2 separate regions of the Homo sapiens genome follow, and region 1 is linked to region 2. Evidence: read pairs that join two places in POLR2A ChIA-PET (ENCODE). Cell type or tissue: PC-3. All regions are shown on one strand. Links, peaks and the distances in the headings refer to the core of each region. The heading gives the core; the rest is flanking DNA.

Evidence for each region. ChIA-PET counts read pairs that join two places held together with the same protein. Peaks named below come from ENCODE experiments on the same cell type or tissue, not always from the same donor. Only the 100,000 strongest peaks of a DNase experiment are listed, where the experiment ranks them.
Region 1: POLR2A ChIA-PET joins it to region 2 with 7 read pairs; 3 of 35 experiments call an interaction of 5 or more read pairs at or near these places.

The regions. Positions count from the first base shown.
Region 1 is chr3:24,644,089-24,649,477 of GRCh38, reverse strand. No RefSeq gene overlaps it. Among named protein-coding and RNA genes, the nearest start is that of THRB, 150 kb to the right of the region's middle. In PC-3, for the core only: no CTCF peak of the experiment used is centred there; a DNase peak (open chromatin) is centred at 2,517; H3K27ac peaks cover 694 bases.
Region 2 is chr3:24,320,580-24,325,968 of GRCh38, reverse strand. All of the region lies in intron 2 of THRB (thyroid hormone receptor beta), which reads left to right. Among named protein-coding and RNA genes, the nearest start is that of THRB-AS1, 170 kb to the left of the region's middle. In PC-3, for the core only: no CTCF peak of the experiment used is centred there; a DNase peak (open chromatin) is centred at 2,498; H3K27ac peaks cover 1,034 bases.

The DNA of each region.
Region 1 (5,389 bases), core at 108-5,107, 320 kb before region 2:
ATCCTCAATCCATCAAAGATGAGTTTTGCTCTCCTCTGATGGAGAAAATTTCTTGACCCTCTCTATAGAGCTAAATAAAACAAGCATAAATTTAATCTTTATTAGGGCATTATGCTACATACTTAGGCTCCCTAAGTCAGGAGAATTCCCTGACGGTCACCTGAAAAACTGAAATCTAACTCTTCAAATGTAATTTTGTAAGCACGGTACTTAGTATAAGGATTGGTACATAGTAGGCACTCAATAAAAACTTGTTGAACGGATAGATGAACCATGCTTTGTAATAGTAATGTATACCAAACTGCTGCTATTGTCTACAGAAATGTGCTGGCCCTGCTCTGTGATCAAAGAGCAGATATACACATTTTTTTCTTTTCATTTGCAACACTACGAAATGCATTTTGCTTTTTTTCATTGGACATTAACCTTTACGTGATGGTTAACCAACCTTCAAACCAATTTAATGAAGATACATTTTAATGAATAATTTTTTTAAAATAAAGTTTTAAAAATCTACATGCCAAAACCAAAAGGTTCATAAGGAATAATTCAGTTTAATGATATTATAAGAAATATTTCAATTCTATTTTATATTGTTCCATATTTCTGCTGGATGTTAAAAGTAAATGTGATTCATTAAAACCTCTTTCATTCATTATGAAAATAGAGTAGGAACTTATATTCATTGTAAATGAACTCATTACGGGAGTAATTTGCAAACTATATTAAGTCCTAACTTTCTAAAGGAAACTACATATTTTATTCACATTGCAAGCTAATTATCATTTTAAAAGTCCTAAACCATATTCCTTATTTTACAAATTTTGCTTTGCACAAATCCCTCCAGTTAGTTATATCTTCTACATAACAAATTATAGCCTGTATATCTGCCCAGCAGAATTATAATTTAACCACTTACATAAAGCTTGAAATAAAGGTAAAAATACTCACTTAGTGTATTCTATATTTATATGTAATTTTCTTTCCCTCTCTGATTTGTGTATTCCTGCCTTGACCCTGAGAAACTGTAAAATCATCTTCTCTTTCTTTTCTATTTTTGTAGTATGTCATTTTTTAAACTCTAAAATGCAACACAGAATTTAAGCAGCATGATAAGAGCTTTAAACACACAGTTTAACCCTCTTTGGAGACATAAAATCTATCATCCAAAGCAGGTTTGATGTACTTCCTATGTTACAAGACTCATAATACTGTTTATTACTGAGAACAGCACAGTACAATTTAGTTTCCCTAGGGAAAGAAAAAGGGCCTATTTATTACTCGTAGAGATGTCCCATACAATAAAGTCAGTCATTCTTTAGCAAGCTCTAATTGAGAAGCCAGAAGATGTTATTTTTGGAGGATAATTTGCTAACAAAAGCAATCTCACCAGATTGCTTCGGGATGGCATCAACATGGACTGTCAATAACTTTAAGTGAGTGTCAAGAAGAACCAGAGGGACAGGCTCACTTCTGCTGCTTGATCCCTTACCTGATTCTAAACGCCTCCACGGAGACAGATGACCACTAGTCAGAATTCTTAAATGGAAAACTTTGGCCTTTTAAATTTTTTACGATGTAGTTTCACAAAGCATCCCAGTTTAAACAACTATAGCTATTTAATCTTATTCAGGAACATGATAAAATAAATATTTAATGCTGGTAAGATTAAAAAAACTTGGATGTTAGTGCAGCTCAGATTCTAAATTTAAATAATAAGAGTATAATATAGGGATTGTTTATAAAGATAACTAAAACCTTAACATTTGAGTTAAAGTGTTGATGATTTAATATATAAATGAATGTCTTGATAGAGAAAGAAGAATAGATGATGTCAGATATAATTGCCTTATGAAAACTTAGTTGACTGTGTCAGTTTAAAATTTTTATTTTTCTAGAAATGGCTAAGATGAGTACCAGTGTTATTTTCCTTGGCATATACCTAGAAATTATTGGTGAACTATTCAGATCACATTTAATTATATTTCATCCTTTATTTTCTTCACAGGCCTCTTAAAATTAAACCTACTAGGTAGGAATAGAGTAATGCTGTGGTTTGAATGTATCTCCCAAAAGTTCATGTGTTGGAAATTTAATCCCCAACACAACTGTGTTCGGAGGTGTGATCTAATTAGAGGTGATTGGGTCGTGAAGGCAGAGCCCTTATGAGTGAACTAATGTCATTATCATGACAGCAGGTTGGTTATTGAGAGAGTGGGTTGTCATAAAATGCGTCTAGTCCTCGGTGAATCTCTCTTTCTCATGGGTTTCACCCATCCCTCTTCTGCCCTTTCACCACGGGATGATCCCCTCCAGATGCCAGGGCCATAATCTTGGACTTCCCAGCCTCCAGAACTGCAAGCCAAATAAACTTCTGTTCTTTATATTACCCTGTCTATAGTATTCTGTTATAGCAGCAGAAAATGAACTAAGACAAGTAGGTAGTAACAAAGTGTTCAGGAAAGCTTGCTAGATATAGAAGACGGTAATGAGTCATGAGCATCAAGCAATCTAGGACTTTTGTTTGTTTTTCTTTTATAAGAACAAATAAAAAATGTAGTCAGTCTCAAGCCACAAAACTAGGTATGCAAAAATATATCTTAATTTTAGCTTGATTTCTTTAAATCAACTTGGTAGCATATGCAACCTTACCCTCTGGAAATGATATCCAACCTTAGCTATTCTAGGGTCCTTCCCGCCTCCTCAGCTAACCTCCACCAAACCCCACAGATTAGGCCAAGGTTTGGAGGTGTGTTAGAGTGCACAGAAGCATTGAAAAGGTCTTTAGTCATCACCAAACTGTTTTACGCAGGTTTCCTCGTAGATCCAAACTGTCCTGCTTCACACAGTCTCTATTCTGTTAGTACTCTGGGGGCACAGAAATATTTGCAGACACTGAGAACTCAGGGGTAAGGTTAGCACTCCTGGATGTATCCCATGACCATTACCTGCTTAGGTCTAGCTACATAGTAGGGTGATAGCCAATAGCATTTCCTCTAATTTGTTGCAAGTAACATTCATTTTTATAGTATCTGGCTGGGACATCACCAGTGGCCCCTGAAGAAAGCGAATAAAGGTAACTAATCTCCACAGATGGGCCCCACATGAACCATGACTCCTGGTATTCAGACTCTTGAGCAGTCCCGTTCTACATTGAATGTGACTGATCCTGTGATTTGAATCAACAAATTGTGGCAGAAGTGAGCTGTATCAGATCTGGGCTTATGCCTGAAGAGCTGGCAACTTCCAACACTGCAGTTCTGGGAGCCCTGAGCCTCACTGCAAAATGTCCAGACACCATACAGATGGATACTTGGGAGAGGAAAATACAGAAAGGGTGGCCTGGCCAGGCGCGGTGGCTCACGCCTGTAATCCCAACATTTTGGGAGGCAGAGGCAGACAAATCACTTGAGGTCAGCAGTTTGAGACCAGCCTGGACAACATGGTGAAACCCCGTCTCTGCAAAAAAAAAAAAAAAAAAAAAAAAAAAAAAATAGCGGGGTGTGGTGGCTCATGCCTGTAATCCCAGCTACTTTCAAGGCTGAGGCAGGAGAATCACTTAGTGAGAGTCTGTCTCTAAAAAAAAAAAGAGAGAGAGAGAAAGAAAAAGAGGCCTGAAACTACATGTGGAATGACACCCAGTCCTGGCCACCATCTGACTGCAGTTATCTGGGAGACTCCAATTGAGACCATCAAAAATAAACAAATGTTCATCTAAGCCCCAGTCAACCCACAAAATCCTGAGAAATAACAAAATAGTCATTTTAAACTCAAACTTTTGGAGTGGTTTGTTTTGTAGTAATAGATAACCAAACAAATAGAGAAAAGGTATCTGCCATCTTGTATTAAATACTTACTGGTTAACTAAGACTGCCTTTATCCATTCCTTACCCTCTAGCTTTCTCTGTTCTATTGTTGCTTACCCAACACTACTAGAGTCCGGGAAAGTACACCATACCGGCATGATGTGCATTCCCTGCTTATTTTCCCATTCTGGCTCTACCGAAACATGGGGGAGGAGGTGAAGCTGTTTGATAGCAGAGAACGGGCTCCCCACCAACACCACCTGGGTCTCCTCCCTCTCCCCAACAGGAGCTGATATGGGCTGTAGCTCTTACTCTCCTACTCAGCCCCTATGCACCTGCTATGCACACATGGTGGAGGCTTCCGCTAGGGAAGTTGCCAGAAGACACTGTCTGGCTGGGTCGCACTGGCTGATGTGCTCTTGCCCTCCTCACTTGCCCTGCCCCCTGTGGACACACACGTCTCCCCGCCAGGTTCAGGCACCCGACCAGTGACGCGGCCGCACCCTGAGCCCTGTGCCCAGGCTGAGTTAACAGCCTTGTTCCGGACAACTGCTGAGAAAGCAGCTTCAGTTGGATGAACCCACCTGCCTCCACCCTGAGGGCTGCAAGGCAATCGTGGAGAGAAATCCAAGACTTTCAAGACCCTTATTTTTATGTCTTCTGGGCGAGGGGTGAGAGGCATGGACAATGGTGAAATTCAGGGTCGGTCCATGCCTCACCCCCAAATTCCGGGCGGGAGGAGTCACCACAGGGGGACCCTGCTGAGGGTTGGGCTCCCAGCGCAGGGTCTGCCCTTCCTTGTCTCTACTCTCTTGCTGCCTCTCGAGCGCAGCCCTGCAAATACCTTCTCCTGGGGCGCCAGGAATCTTCCAGGAGGATTTGTTACCATCAGAGCCTTTTCCTACTGCCTCCAGCTTCAGCTGAACGCATGCTTGCTTTCCACTTGTTCTCAGCTGTACACTAACATCAGGGGAGAGATGTTAAAAAATAGCCACTCCTGATCATGGGCTTTCTTTTGTTATACAGGACATTACTGAAAAAATGTAGAAAATCTCAATAAGGTTTACAGATTACATAATGGTATTGTTAACTTCCTGATACTTAATTATTGTTCTGTGGTTGTGCATGAGAATTCCTCATATTTGGGAACTATCTGGGGATAAAAGAGCATCATATCTGCAACATACTCTCAAAGAGGTTCAGAGTAATTATATACAGAGAGAGAGAAACAGGAGAGAGAGAGAGAGAGAGAGAGAGAGAGATTTGGCTGAAGGGTGAATTCTTTATTCTAATGCAACTTTTCTGCAGGTCTGAAATTATATCAAAGTTAAAAAAAAATCTTTTAAATGACTCATGCCTGGGTTCCACCAAAACTATTTAACCAGATTCTGGGAGTAGGGCCTGGGCATCAGTATTTGTAGTTTCCAGTCGATTCTGATGAGCAGCCCAAATTGAGAAACAGTACACCAGATCTGCCAATGGAAGGACCCTGTGAGGGAAACTGAAGAGCAAGGCCAGGAGATGGAAGTGAGAGCCAGCTTGTTCAAGCTCAGAGTGTACAAGTGCAGGTGGATGTAAGAGAG
Region 2 (5,389 bases), core at 225-5,224:
GAGGGAGGGAAGGAGGGCTATCAGTCCTAAAACCTATTTTCAACACTTAGCAGGTTTTGTTCTCTTGTTGTTGTTTTCATTATTGAAGGCAATTTGGTATCATTTCTGGACTGTTGCTATATTATGATTTATTACATGTTGGAAAATTTTTTCTACCTCAAACATTTGGCACACTAACATACCTTTGAAATTGAAGTTAATCAATGAAGAAAAACAGGCAGGGATTGTTATATTTAGACTGATCATCAAAGACAACAGCAAGTGTTCTCCTTGCTTTTTTTAGACAGAGTCTCTCACTCTGTCGCCCAGGCTGGAGTGCAGTGGCATAATCTCAATTCACTGCAACCTCTGCCTCCTGGGTTCAAGTGATTCTCCTGCCTCAGTCTCCTGAGTAGCTGAGATTACAGGCAGGCACCACCACACCCAGCTAATTTTTGTATTTTTAATAGGGATGGGGTTTTGCCCTGTTGGCCAGGCTGATCTCGAACTCCTGACCTTAGGTGATCCATCCGCCTCAGCCTCCCAAAGTGCTGGGACTACAGGCATAAACCACTGCACCCGGCCTCTCCTTGCTCTTTTAAAACCATTTGCAATTAATTGAGAGTGAACCAATTACTTTCTTTCAGTGCTGTTTTTCTTCCTTTGAGAGGAAGCATTTAATATGACAGGCATCATGCCAGCCATTAGTTATCAATGTTAACAGGGTCTGAGGCAGCAATGATGAACTACCTACCAATCTAGGGACCACCATGTAGTAATAAGCTTAACCTTTCTCCCCCAGCAAATCTTTCATGAGAATGATTAATAAATAATAATTTCATCTGATAGACTATGTGTTTGACTTCTTTCTCTTCTGCTGCTTCTTCTTATTGTCTGTAAAATTATAAAAGACAGACAGCCAAAAGCAAGAAGCAAGAATTTAATACACAGTCTGAAGAGATAGACCCTGACTACATAAGAGCCTGCTGAAATTATCGATTTTATTCATTTTATTTTGATGTTCCCATTTAATCCAAAATCCTATCATACATATTTTATAATTCTCATGTAATCTTAAATAGTATAATACATATTTTTCAGCAAGTAGATACAGCATTGAATCTGCTCATTGTAAGAGCATTTACCTACTTGATTTTCTGGAAATCAGGAATAAGAAACAAAGATTTGAGCATATCCCATTTAGCAACCAACAGATTACATGGACCTTTAGTGTTCTCATTTAAGCTTGGCCTTGGTTCATTTACATCTTGGATCTGTGGACTACAATTATAGCCATGTTACTAAATGATTTATGTTTTTATTTAATATGTTGTTAATGAAAAGTAACTGATTTCTCCATTAAAATTCAAAGAGAGTAGAAGTTGAAGGTAAAAAGTTGATATGTATGCAGTTTTCTGTATGTATATTATATTTCACAATAAAAAAGAGGTTAGAGCAAAAAAAGTAACTGGATGTAACAGGATGGGCAAATGACATCTAGTAACAACTAGCAACACAATTTCTCAAGGAAAGGAGCTGTTTATTTGGAAAAAAATGCCTTGGTCAGTGTGCTTGGAAGTAAAAAGATAAATTTCCAAAGGATCTGGGTGACAGTGGAACTGTTCTGCTGTAGACAAGGGGAGGTTTTGGCCATTACTCTAAAGAAGAGAAGGAGAAAGATAGAATGAATGGATGGATGGAAATGAATGAATGAGCAAACTGGACAAAGCACCACAGAGAAGACAGGAGGCTATAAAGTTAACAAAGTGACTTCTTTCTATGACCTCTCAGGTCCTCAATAAAGAAACTGAGATGTGCGGTGTGTGATCCTAGTAGATCTGCTGTAGAAATGACCTACCTGTGACTCAGTTGAAACTGAGATGAAGCGTGGGGTGAGACTGAGGCAGGTCAAGTGCCCACAGGGGTGGTATCCAAGGTGGCTGGGGAGATTGTAGAAAACTTTCATATTGGGTGTTCAGACCAAGGTGGAAGCTGGAAGAGGAGGTCTTTTATTAACAGATGTAGCACATTATGGTGGTTTATAACAGTACTGCTTATGGTTTAATCCTTGACTACACATAATCATTTCAAACATTTGAAATTCAAAGAGAAACCTAACATTTCAAACATTTGAAAGAACTATTAGATAGTAAGTTTGGTCCACTGATTGCTTTATTTCAAGATACTGAAATGATTTGGGGATTGACTCCCATACTTAATTTCTAAATCCTCCTATTTAGATAAATTTCTACAACTGGTATTATGACTTCTGGAGTATTCTAGTGGAGGTCCTGGGGAGAATCTTCATCTGCTTATGCCAACTATTGGTGTTTCTGATCTCACAGGATTATAGAACAATGAACATGGAAAGTTTCTTAGAGATGATCCTTTGCTGCTCAAAGCATGGTTTGTGGCTAGAAGCATTGGCCCCACCAGGGAGCTGGTTAGGAATGCAGAATCTCAGGACTCACTCCAGATCTAATGAATCAGAATCTGTACTTTAACAAGATCCCAGGTGATTTTTATGCACAGTAAAATTGGAGAAGGCTGAGTCAACAAGTCAACATGCAAGTGGAGCTCTTGCACTCCACATAGCTAGATGTATTGTATGATGGTTGTTCCTCCCTAAGAATGCTATTTGAAAACAAACAGAGCCATTAACAGCTCCTGTCTTGCTTGGCTTGGGGAGCAGTTGCCATTTTAAAGGGCAGAAATGCTGCTCCCAGAAAGTAAAGAGACAACAGGATCCAAAAAAAAAAAAACCAAAAACCGTGCGTAGGAATGGTGGTTGCCTGGGGCCTGACTTAGTTAGAACAAGTCATCTCATTGAAGAAAACATGATGGTAACATTATCTGTGGGCCACTTAAAGCTCAACGGAATGACATCACTTTATGGAAACCCTAAACACCAATAGGCCTTCTGCTATAGATTTTTGAGGAACAGAATGGGAGTGAATGGGAAACAAGTGGGCATGAATGTAATGCTCATAAGAAAAATGCTCTTATGGCCAAATTCACTCATGAGCTCTGTATCTGTACCGATCTGGGACTGATACATTTATTAGCACCCAAATCGTGTTTGTGTTACAAAAGGTGGCAGGATATTAGGTAGGAGAGATGGAGCTAATCTTTTCTGTGAAAGATTAGATGATTAGATGCAGGACCATGCAATAAAATGAACATGGGACTATTCTCATATATTGATCAGCCATAGAAAATACAAGCTTCTGTAACAAGAAATGACTTCCAGTAGAAGGATCTAGATGAACCATTGCCTTGATAATAACAATGGAAAAGAAAACAATTCACAGTAATATTCCTTTGCACCTGAGCAACTATACATTGAAGGAATCAGCTTTCAGTTCAGAAAGGAAATGCTGAAGAGAGATTGTGATGCCCCAAGATGTGCAGACCCAGAGATGAAAGCTTCTGTCCAGGCAAAGAAAGGAGTTTCAGGAGTTCCTCTAAAAGACTTAGACATTTTAATTATCCTAGTGAGGGGCCATCAGACAGAGATGGGAGGTGGGCCTGGCCCAAAGCAAATACAATAAACTCTTTGTTATTTGGTGGATATAGATTATATTAACCAAAGAAAATGATACTTAAATCATTTACCTACTTTTCCCAGGAACTTTAAAACCGTTACTGTTTTCTACCTTCATTTGAATCTATGGAAACTGTAGTTTTAATTTGAAAGAATAGAACAGTTTAAGCTTCTACTACTGGTTTATTTTCCTGGCTAAGTGATTAAGGGGACAAAGTGAAGTGTATACCTGTATAATTGTTTCTCTCCAAATCAATATTTTGTAAAAATTCATTTTTTTCTCAAAATTTATCTTGTTTCTTACATTATAAATATGCCTTAAAATATATTCATAATTCTAATTTCTCTTGGACTTCAGAGATTATCTTATTTTTCTTGGCCTTATACTATAACCCAGTACTGTCCACTAAATATATAAAGTAAGCCACAAATCCAACTCACATCTGTAATTTTAAATTTCCTAGTAACCACATTAAAAAAAAAGGTGAAATTTATTTTAATACTGCATTTTCTAACTCAATATGTAAAATAGTATTCCAACAAGTAACCAGCAGAAAAATATTAATGAGATATTCTACATTCTATTTTTCATGGTGTCTTCAAAATCTAGTGTGTATCTTATACTTATAGCACATCTCATTTGAACTAGGCAAGTATGAAGTGCCTAGCAGCTATGTGTGGTTAGTGACTAGTGGCTACAGTGTTGAACATCACAGCATAGATTCTAGGACAATCATTCCTAACATTTTGGATTCACGGTTCTTTAGGGGAACCTTATGAAAACTGTGGACCTTCCTCCCAGAAAAAAAAAAATTATATTAGCATACAATCCCCCATAAATTTTCAAGGAATTTATGAAACCTTAGAAGCCCGTCTTAGACCCTCCTGAGGTAAAAATCATCCCAAACTGCCATAATTTCATCCCCAGTCTCACATTTTTTTATAGTTGACCTTTTGGATTTACATAAATTATTTTAAAAGGAATCTATGTTATTTCTATAAATGAAAAATGTATCATTTATTAAAAGCAAAAGATAACTGTAAAAAAAATTAGTACTATTCTTTCAAAAATTCATAAACCTACCCCCTAAACTTATCTTTCATATCACTCTTCGGGATACACTGCCTAGGGATGTGGAAACCAGATGAAGAGACCCTGCTTTTGGGCCTCCTCTGAATGGATGCAGGAATGAAGTGGAGTCTGCAGGGATGTGCTATTAGGTCATTATAGTAACACAACTGGTTATGTTATTTAAGCCTACACATTGAGATGGAGACTGGGGGTGTAAAACTGGGCAAAGTCACTCACTTTGATAAGGTTCATGGACTTTAGAATAAATAATTCTAAAGAAATACTTTTCTTCTGCTGATTTTTCTTCCCTGGCTCTGTTTGCCAGAAGATACACCTGAAACTCTGTCCTCTTGGGGGAAAGGGTTGGTAAGAGAAAGAGACCTGGGTAGTGGCTTAGATGAGCTCTGCTCCAGGCCTTAAAGAGATGGCTCTTTCTGTCATCTTCTTTGCTAGCTTCCTCCTTTCACAGTCTAATTGGTGAGACCCAATGGACAGAGGAGAAAGGAAATAAGTGCCTGGCTGCTTGACCTTCCTGCCACATAGGCCTCAAGTCCAAGATTGCAAATGCAAATGCCAGCAAGGGTTGGGTGGGTAAGTTCAATGAGTCACTTCTTGAGGGACTGGAAATTTGGACCTTTGAGCAAAGTCCTCCCCCTTTTTTTGTCAAATGTTGACTAATTTGTTATTAATATTATGTTTAACATTAGATATTTACACTTGATATTTAATACTAGAAACACCAACCAGAAGACTGACTGTAGATTCTAATTCAGGGTGGATTAGGCCATCAGGAT